3 separate regions of the Homo sapiens genome follow, and regions 2 and 3 are each linked to region 1. Evidence: chromatin contacts called from ENCODE Hi-C data. All regions are on one chromosome and are shown on one strand. Each heading gives the region's core, a stretch centred on a gene start or an enhancer-like site at or near the end of the contact. The rest is flanking DNA. Distances are from core to core; before and after follow the strand shown. Region 1 holds the start of GPR31 (G protein-coupled receptor 31). Region 2 holds the start of RAMACL (RNA guanine-7 methyltransferase activating subunit like). Region 3 holds the start of RPS6KA2 (ribosomal protein S6 kinase A2).

Region 1 (3,231 bases), core at 520-3,019:
GAAAAAGAGTGAAGCCTGACCATTAGCCATAGGACTATAGGGAAGCTGTGAATCCAGTTCTGGTTGAAATTTGGGCTGGGAGGGTCCTGGTCCCACCACTTACCTGCCTGTGACCTTGAGCAAATTACCTAATCTTACCATGCCTCCATTTCTTTACTCATAAAATAGAGCTTAACATTGTACCTACTTCATCTCACTATTGTACGGTTCATTGAAATAACTTAGGCCAGCACTAACAATGACTGACACGCAATGAACATGCAGTATACTTTAGTAATAATAATTATTAAAGCCTTAAACTTGGATACTATAATTGAAGGCATCAAAACACCATAGAACGGATATTTAGTACAAAAGTGTTTTATCGCGTTAAGAGATAACGAATAGTTTTTTAAAGCCTATGCATCAGAGAGGCTTAATAAATACTCTAGTAAAAGCATCAAGCTCTCACAACACCCAGACATGGCGCTAAGTGCTTTACCTGTAATAGTACCTTGACTACTCAAAAGAACTCTTCAAGAAGGTGTTACCATCTTCACCTCTCAAGTGAAGAGCCTGGAGTTCAGAGAAGTTAATTTGCTTTCCCAAAACCACACTGCTAATAAATGGAGAAACAAAAAATTATAACTAAAGTTTACTTAACTCCAAAATTCAAACCAGGCTGAATGGACCCAAGATAAATTAGAGTCAACAGTGGGAGAGGACCAACTTAAATTAGAGTCAATATGGGTAAGACCTATGATGAAGTAGGGTCACCAGTTGGTAAGGATCAAGATGAAGTAGGATCAAGAATGGTTAGGACTGAGATAAATTAGGATCATCAGTGGGTAAGAACCAAGATGCAGTAAGGTCAAAAGTGGGAAAAGATCAAGATGAAGTAGGGTCAACGTTGAGTGAAGACCAGGATGAATTAGGGTCAATAGTGGGTAAGGACCAAGGTAAATTAGGGTCAACATTGGGTGAGAACCAAGTATAATAGGGTCATTGATGGGTAAGGACTGAGATGTATTAGGGTCATCAGAGGGTAATGATGACTGCACACGTTTATTCATCAAAGAAATGCTTGTTGATAATGCTGTGTGCCAGGCATTGTCTGTCACTAGCGACACATGGATATATGGAGTATGTCCCTGGCTGATGAACCTAACTTTCTAGTGGATTCTACGCATTTTTACAAGCCATTGATTTTTCCATGCTTCCAGGGCCCACTCCAGGCCCTGCTGGTCCAGATCCCAATCCAAGTGGTGTACTAGGTAGGAAAGACTCCAGCAGAGAAAATAAAATAAATTTGTATTTAACAAAACACAAGTACAAGTGAAACCATCAGCTATGGAATGAGCAGGTTGTCTCAAATCCCCTTTCAAGTTTAAGTGTGGGGACCACATCTGACCAGTGTGTAAAATCAAGCCCCATGCAGAAGGATCCCAGCAAGCGTCCTTTATGTATGAAAAGGAAGAAGAAAATTTCCCCATGAAACATATTCAAAGTAGAGAACAATCTTTTTGATTCCATTGTTATTTTAATTGTATACAGACATAGGAGTCTTTGCATAATTAGACTTTTCCTTCTTTCAGGACTGTGGATGCAAAGCCCTGGACCCCCAGACGTTATAGGACATTACTCCTCAGCTTTGCAGCCCGGTGATGTGAAGCGAAACACCATTTCCCCTTTTTTATGGCGGAAGAAAACAGAACACAACTGCAAAGGGGCTTTTCCCTCCCCTGCTCATCCTCTTTCCCCAAATGAATTTTGGTTTGCTGTGGACTCTATTCTGCTGAGGAACTGTTCTTGTTGGGCAAATGTAGATCTTGTCTACTCTGTGGCAGGAAAAGGCCTTTTCTTTCATTTTGTAAGAAAGAGCACAGAGTTCCTCCTGTACCTGCTCCAGCTGTGCCTGCAGCCCCTCACGGCCGGGTGATGCCATTCCCAAACTGCTCAGCCCCCAGCACTGTGGTGGCCACAGCTGTGGGTGTCTTGCTGGGGCTGGAGTGTGGGCTGGGTCTGCTGGGCAACGCGGTGGCGCTGTGGACCTTCCTGTTCCGGGTCAGGGTGTGGAAGCCGTACGCTGTCTACCTGCTCAACCTGGCCCTGGCTGACCTGCTGTTGGCTGCGTGCCTGCCTTTCCTGGCCGCCTTCTACCTGAGCCTCCAGGCTTGGCATCTGGGCCGTGTGGGCTGCTGGGCCCTGCACTTCCTGCTGGACCTCAGCCGCAGCGTGGGGATGGCCTTCCTGGCCGCCGTGGCTTTGGACCGGTACCTCCGTGTGGTCCACCCTCGGCTTAAGGTCAACCTGCTGTCTCCTCAGGCGGCCCTGGGGGTCTCGGGCCTCGTCTGGCTCCTGATGGTCGCCCTCACCTGCCCGGGCTTGCTCATCTCTGAGGCCGCCCAGAACTCCACCAGGTGCCACAGTTTCTACTCCAGGGCAGACGGCTCCTTCAGCATCATCTGGCAGGAAGCACTCTCCTGCCTTCAGTTTGTCCTCCCCTTTGGCCTCATCGTGTTCTGCAATGCAGGCATCATCAGGGCTCTCCAGAAAAGACTCCGGGAGCCTGAGAAACAGCCCAAGCTTCAGCGGGCCCAGGCACTGGTCACCTTGGTGGTGGTGCTGTTTGCTCTGTGCTTTCTGCCCTGCTTCCTGGCCAGAGTCCTGATGCACATCTTCCAGAATCTGGGGAGCTGCAGGGCCCTTTGTGCAGTGGCTCATACCTCGGATGTCACGGGCAGCCTCACCTACCTGCACAGTGTGCTCAACCCCGTGGTATACTGCTTCTCCAGCCCCACCTTCAGGAGCTCCTATCGGAGGGTCTTCCACACCCTCCGAGGCAAAGGGCAGGCAGCAGAGCCCCCAGATTTCAACCCCAGAGACTCCTATTCCTGACAACAGCCAGCGTCCTCAACGCCCGTGTTTATGGAACTACCTGCGACCTAAATAATAATTACTCCTACTTTGGGATTCTGGAAGAAGAAGAAGTCTTAAGACTGCAATACAAGGATCAGAGCATAAACATGGGCACAGTTGCTGCAGGTGTGGTCTTATACTTTGTTGACCAGGGTGGTCCTCTGTGATTTTACCTTGTAGAGTGGCAAATCAAAATGAACAAGCTAGAACCTCCTCCTACCCAACTATGATGCAGATTCAGTTGCTGAACTGAAAAGTCGGGCAGCTACTCCATCTCCACACTTGAAGAAATGTAATTTGCTAAATCAGTGAAGGAAGAGAAGAAAGCCGGGT
Region 2 (3,231 bases), core at 438-2,937, 570 kb after region 1:
GCCACCCCTGCAGCAACTCGCTGGCCCCACCTGGAAATTATAATTTAGGCCTGTGAGCAGCTGCACACACTCATAGGCTGTTTCTTTGCAGAGATTTGATTCTGCTGTCCACCTGCTGAATGTGAAGCTGACTTTGTGGAGGTCCTTGTTCCTCTTTTTAAACCACACTCAGGGAGCAGTGGAGGGTGAGGGCCCTGGGATGGAGCTGAGCTCCTGCCTTGTTTACTTCAGACCCCAGCACAGTGTGTACATTGGGGAGCAAAACGAAGGTCCCCTGTTTCTTGGAAAGAAGTTCACTTTTAGTTCATGATACGAGAATTCTCTAACCATCACTGGGGTCTCAATTTTCATTCATTTTATGCTGCATATTTTGCATTCAGATGTGATAAGCCAAACAGATAAAAAACAAAATAAATTCACTGTTGTGGCTGGAACCTGAGTGAGTGAGGAGGGCGCAGGGTCTCACTCTCACCTCCTCGGGGTTCTTCCCCACAGGGCAGAGAGCGCACAGTCCCGGAAAGTCCTGCCATGAATGACAGCAGCCAGCAGGAAGTCAGACTCTACCCACTGTGCTAGTGAGGCCAGACGGCTAGTTTCAGCGCCTTCAGCTGTGGCTTTTCAGAGACGTGGGCCCTTCATCTTCTACTTCTGAATCCACTTATATATTTTACATTTTTGTGTGTGTATATATATATATAATATTTATTTTATGCTGGTTTGCTTTTTTTTTTCCAATGGCAGACTTCAAAAAGGGCAGACTCGTTCAAGAAAGATGTTATATCACTGCATGAGATATTCAGGAAGAACTAAAGTGTTATTTTTGAGAACCCACTCTATGCCAGGTACTGTTCTGGGAGTTTTACATGCGTGGGTTCATTTATTTCTCACAACCACTAATCCAGGTAGGACCCCCTCATTCTACATAGGAGGGAACTGAGGCCAAGGACGGGTGAGGAGCTTGTCTGATGCCACACAATTAGAGTGACGGTGATTAGAACTGATTTTGATGGTACATTTCTCTTGTACTTATGAAAAGCAGATACGAATCTCTAGTCTGTGCTTATCTCATCTTTCTTGCCTCCCTCTGTCCCATGCCAGTGTCCAACCAAGCCTTTCTTGGGCCTGTAGGGCTCTGACCCAGGGTCTCTGGACTGTGCACTCTTGTGTTTCAGGAAAATATTTCCCTGAGTTCATAAAAGAAAAATTATTTCTTCCTTATGTGTTAGTCTAATGTCAGGGTTCCTGATGACTGGCCACTTTGCTTCCACATGGGGATTTGGGGGACCCAGGCTTCTTCTTTGTAGCTCCACCAGCCCTAAGGGCCTGCAGTTAGCTGTGGGGGGAAAGAGACTATGAAAGAAGCACCTGCTTCTTTAAGGTACACCATCCAGACACACTCCATTGGCCAGGGCTAGTCACATGACCACACCTGCCTGCAAGGAGGGCTGGGTAATGTAGTCCCCACTGGGAGGCAGCTGAGGGGAGCCCCAGTCTATGGCAGGAGCAGAGATTTCTGAAAGCTGTTGGCTCCCTCTGCCCTGGAGGTAATGCTGAAATTTGACTTTGTGTATAACTGATGTGTGTTACCTTTGTCATGTCTTCAGAATAAACTGTGGTCATTCTTTTTCTTTCCTCCTCTGGTATATATATGGACTAGTTCATGGGCCTTATTAAAAGACTTGTTTGGAGAGGAAGGCGCTCGGTTACATTGGAGAACTGGAGTGGTCTGGAGTTCCACGGTGTAGTGGACCAGAGGCCACCTCTCCTGGGCTTCTCAGTGTCTCGCCGGCGGGGTTCGGCCTGAGCTGGATAGACATAGCCCTTGGCGGATTTAAACAACCTAAACATTAAGCAATACAGCTGCCTCAAACCTTTGGGATTTTCAGAATGACTGACACTGCCGAAGCTGTTCCAAATTTTGAAGAGATGTTTGCTAGTAGATTCACAGAAAATGACAAGGAGTATCAGGAATACCTGAAACGCCCTCCTGAGTCTCCTCCAATTGTTGAGGAATGGAATAGCAGAGCTGGTGGGAACCAAAGAAACAGAGGCAATCGGTTGCAAGACAACAGACAGTTCAGAGGCAGGGACAACAGATGGGGGTGGCCAAGTGACAATCGATCCAATCAGTGGCATGGACGATCCTGGGGTAACAACTACCCGCAACACAGACAAGAACCTTACTATCCCCAGCAATATGGACATTATGGTTACAACCAGCGGCCTCCTTACGGTTACTACTGATAGAAATGTTGGCAGCTTTTAGTAAAAGCATTTACTCTGTTACCATGAGAAAAGTTTGGGTGTCTTCTGTTGGTCATAGTTTTACATCTGATTTTACAGAATGGATTATTGATTTTTTGGAAGTTGAGACTTTAAAAAAAATAGATCTTACTTGCGAAATGCGATGGTTGCTGGGAATACCTGAAACTGTGGATTATATTGCTTGACTTCTACCTCAGAATCTTCTTTGTTTCATGACTTAATAGTGCTTTAAGTTTGGTATATTATTTGACCTCTAGGAATTCTTTGTTTTACACAGAAATAAAAATTTTAAAATAGAAAATGCTTTTACTTTGTAAGGTAAGAGAGTATCCATATGCTTAGATGTGCTCGTTTCTAAAATTCTAGAGGTTGATATAATCAGCTCATGAATGCACAGCTATGCTTTTTGTGATAGATTGTACATAACATCAGCAGTTGAAAGGTAAAACAATTGCTTTTTTTTTTTTTTGCATTTGTTAAGTGACTATGGTACTTTGTGATTCCTTAATCTATAGATGAGTCAGCTCCACACTTGAGTCTCTTTTTAGAGGGAAATCAGTAATAAAGCTGTAAAATAAGGAAAAAAAAAAAAAAAAAAAAAGACTTGTTTGATGTCATGTTTGAGATTTTCTCTTTAACCTTAAAAGATCAGCCTGGACAATTGCACACAATTATAAGTAAATGTGAAAATTAGGTTCTGTAATTAGGATGGCAGTAAACATAGTGGAGAACCATAACTAATCAATACAGACATGTCAGCAATCCTCGATTCCTTAATCTTCAAGAGAAAAAAAGTCATAATGAAGAAGCTAAAGTTGCTGAAGATGTGAGACTGAAAGTCCATCCCAGCGAGGACGGCTTCGTTTCCCAGCCCCGAGTCACTCACTACCTCTTTTTCACGTAGCCAGAGCTGCATCTTTTTTCATGTATTTCAGGGCATTCTGGCTAGAAGGAAAAATGTGTTAC
Region 3 (3,231 bases), core at 407-2,906, 530 kb after region 1:
CCTGCACTTCTGTTTTTAAAGAATAGTCATTATAGATCCTTTAATACATAATATGAAAATCAATTGCACTATTTAAATTCACAAAGCACTCCCACATCCGTGATCTTGCATAAGCCTCTTGGTATCCAGTAAGGGAGGTGAGACAGGTTTCACTCGTATTTTCCTCTTAGAGATGAGTCGTGGGAACAACGTGCAACGGCACCCAAGTTCACCAAGCAAGGAAGGGGCAGCGCCAGAGTCGTGGTGCTAAACTCCCGGCTTCCACTCCGGAGCAGCACCGCTCAACGCGGGTCTCCAGGAAACCCAGAGAGCCTATCTGACCTCACCTCAGCCCGGATGCAGCATGACTTTAAAGCTCTTATTTAAGGACATTCTGACCTCTCTACCCACCTTAGCCAAAATAGACTACACAAGTATTAACGCAACATCTGACTAGTCCAGGGAGCAAAACAACGCGAGGATTTTGCAGTTCGCACTGCAAAAGAGCAAGCAAGACTTGTCAACTCACCACCGCACTCGTTTCTGCTCTTTGCAGGTGGTGATGGTGCTATGTCAATGGGCTCGGTTTCTCCCTGTTTTTAAATACAAACTCAACACGTGCACAAGAGGAAAACAGAGCAGGCTGCACGGGGTCGTGAGCCCGCATTCTCGGCCCTGCTGCAGCCCTTGGTGAGCATTTCTAGGAAAAAAAAGAAAAAAGTGTTTCCCTTTAAGGCGGATCCCGAGCGGCGCTGCCGCCAGCAGCGGGTCTGAGGGCCTTGCCCTAGACCCAGGTCACCCCGCCCGGGTATTCCCAGCGCGGGCCCTGATAAGCCATCTGTGTAGACGTTTCCTAGAGCGGGACCGGCTGCGGAGGGCGGATGCGTCTTTGTTCTGCAGCCGCGGGAGGGAGGCGCCCCGAGGGCTGCCTGAGCCCCCGCCCTCGGGCGCCTTTGTCCGCTCCGGCGGAGGGAAGGCGCCGGTTCCGCGGAGGGCGGCTCCTGGCCGAGCTGCAGGGCCCGCTGGCAGGCGGCGGTCCCTCGCTCGCTGTGCCGCTGAGGTTTTGGCTGCGTTTGCTGATCAACAATTAAAGTTTGGTTCGGCAGAGAAAAACATGATGACAAAGTGTGCATAGGGATGTTTTAAGGAAGGAAAACATAATGACGGCCCCAAGCTGGAAGAAAGAGCAGCCGGGCCGAAGTTGCGTGACAGGAACGCCCGCGACTGCGCGGCTCCGGAGCAGCTGCACAACTCGCCCGGGCCGGGAGCTGTCCCGGGCCGAGGCTCATTAGGTATGCGGCGGCTGCGGGCACTGATTGGCGGGCAGTGCTGTGGGCGGGGCCGTGGGCGGAACCGCGTGGGGGCGGGGCTGCACGGAGCTGGTTCTTGTAGGAAGGAGTAGAAAGAGGAGGAGGGATGGGCACCTGGAACCACAGGGCGGCGCTGATGATTGGAGGTATCGGCAGAGGCGGGGCTCTCCCGGGCGGGGCGGTGGGCTCTCATTGGCAGTGCTGGTGGTGGGTGGGAACGGGAGGGGTGGTGAGCGCTGATTGGCCGTAGTGGCGGGGCGGGGCGGAGGAGGAGGAGGTGTGCGTGCCGGGGCGCGGAGCGGCGGGCGCTGATTGGTGGTAGTGGTGGTGGGCGTGGTGTAGGCGTGGCGCGTGGCCGGCGCTGGTACTCGCAGGGGAGGCGGAGAAGGAGGCGGAGGGAGCGATTGTGGCCCCGGCCGCGGTGGCCGGCGCGGCCTGCCCTTTGTGACCGCAGCTCGCGCCCCACGCCCCGCGCCCATGGCCGCCGTGCCGGGCTCCCTGGCCACGCGTGCCCGCCCGCGGACCTGAGCCCCGCGCCTGGGATGCCGGGGATGCGCGTCCCCCGGCCCTGCGGCTGCTCCGGGCTGGGCGCGGGGCGATGGACCTGAGCATGAAGAAGTTCGCCGTGCGCAGGTTCTTCTCTGTGTACCTGCGCAGGAAGTCGCGCTCCAAGAGCTCCAGCCTGAGCCGGCTCGAGGTAATGCGGCCGCCCTCGGGGCGCGCAGGTGCCGGGCACTGAGCGGGCCGTGGTCGCCCGAGCCCGCCTCGCCACCCCTGGGTGGACCCCGAGACCCGTCAGGGAGTTCAAGTTACTGGAAAGCTGGTCCGGTTCCGAAAATCGAACCAAACGGCTCCAAACGTTATCGCTGGGACTCCGTAGTAATTGGGCGGTCCGTGGGTCCTCGCGGGGGCAACTCCACCCCCACTGCATTTCCAGCTGGTTTCTCCGCCGCTGGCTGCACGGGGTGTGGGATGGTCCCCTGTGGGCCACAGGGAGCCCCGGGTGAGGAGGGGCTTTCTCTGCAGCTAGACCGCCGAGTGGCGCGGAGCGCTCCGCGGGGGTCCCTCAAAGTCCCGAGTGGAGAAGCCCCCCAGCTCCGCCCTCCGAGGCGCTGATCAGGTGCTGTCTGCCGTGCCCGGCCGGCAGGTTCCACCTTATCTTGTAGCTCATTCGTGCACTTGAAGTCAGTGTAGAATTCACAGAACGGGGAAGAACAGGCAGCAGCACAATCTGCTTAGGCGTCTAAAACGGCGTTCAGGAGTAAAGAGCCTGATGCAATATCCTCGCAGCGCCGAGGCTGATACAGATTCGTCCTGAAAACCCAGAGTACTCCCAAAGCCCTGTCCTTTCTACCTGTCCCGCATCTTGGCATCTTAGAGTTTCCTTGTGGACGGTTCTCTCGTGGTGTGTTTTATTTCAACCATCAAATCTTATTCTCTTATTCCCAGTGTCCAAATCACATTGTTGAATCTATAGATGACAAAACAGTGAAACGTGTTTAAGTGAAAAAGACATGGTGATGGGGAGACTGAGGCTGGGACCCAAAGATTTCGCCTGACACTGTCCCGCCTTTGCCTCAAGGCTGGCACCTGTGGGGTTTTGGTTGGTTTGTTTCAGCTGGAACAATCTCAAATGTTTCATCTTGGTTTTCTTTGTCCCAGCTGCCATGATATTAGACACAGACATGGGTTCTGTAACCATTGAGAGACCTGAGGAATAGACAAAAAAGTAGAAGAGAATTACTTGTTTAAAAAGTTTCTCTTATGGCATCCCTAAATCAGAATTGGAAGTACTAGATAGGATCAGTATGGCCGGTTCCCGAGGGTAAAACACATCTTTCAAACAAAACTGTTAATCCAGTACTGGAGGAGGGCTTGCTTTTAAGTCTAATATTGAAAGAAATGAAGCACACCAGTGAGGCAAATCATTTTCCTGGGACAC

Evidence for each region. Hi-C counts contacts between places; a loop is a spot of excess contacts on that map. Pooled maps may share reads with other maps.
Region 2: a loop to region 1 is called in a pooled map, with 4 times the contacts of the local background. The contact joins the promoter of RAMACL here to the promoter of GPR31 in region 1. A Hi-C loop is called at or near these places in 6 of 37 single-sample maps with no recorded cell type and 3 of 50 pooled maps.
Region 3: a map of B cell shows a loop between it and region 1 (3-fold over the local background). The contact joins the promoter of RPS6KA2 here to the promoter of GPR31 in region 1. A Hi-C loop is called at or near these places in 1 of 168 maps with a recorded cell type or tissue (B cell), 11 of 37 single-sample maps with no recorded cell type and 6 of 50 pooled maps.

Annotation. Positions count from the first base shown.
Region 1 is chr6:167,156,518-167,159,748 of GRCh38, reverse strand. GPR31 (G protein-coupled receptor 31) reads left to right here and starts at 1,769. Exons shown (of 1, transcript NM_005299.3): 1 at 1,769-3,231. The coding sequence starts at 1,918. The coding sequence ends at 2,877.
Region 2 is chr6:166,585,134-166,588,364 of GRCh38, reverse strand. RAMACL (RNA guanine-7 methyltransferase activating subunit like) reads left to right here and starts at 1,687. Exons shown (of 1, transcript NM_001395999.1): 1 at 1,687-3,231. The coding sequence starts at 1,888. The coding sequence ends at 2,244. All of the region lies in intron 1 of RPS6KA2 (ribosomal protein S6 kinase A2), which reads left to right. RefSeq lists a silencer at 1,345-1,484.
Region 3 is chr6:166,625,676-166,628,906 of GRCh38, reverse strand. RPS6KA2 (ribosomal protein S6 kinase A2) reads left to right here and starts at 1,656. Exons shown (of 21, transcript NM_021135.6): 1 at 1,656-1,986. The coding sequence starts at 1,888. RefSeq lists silencers at 897-956, 1,207-1,376, 1,437-1,786.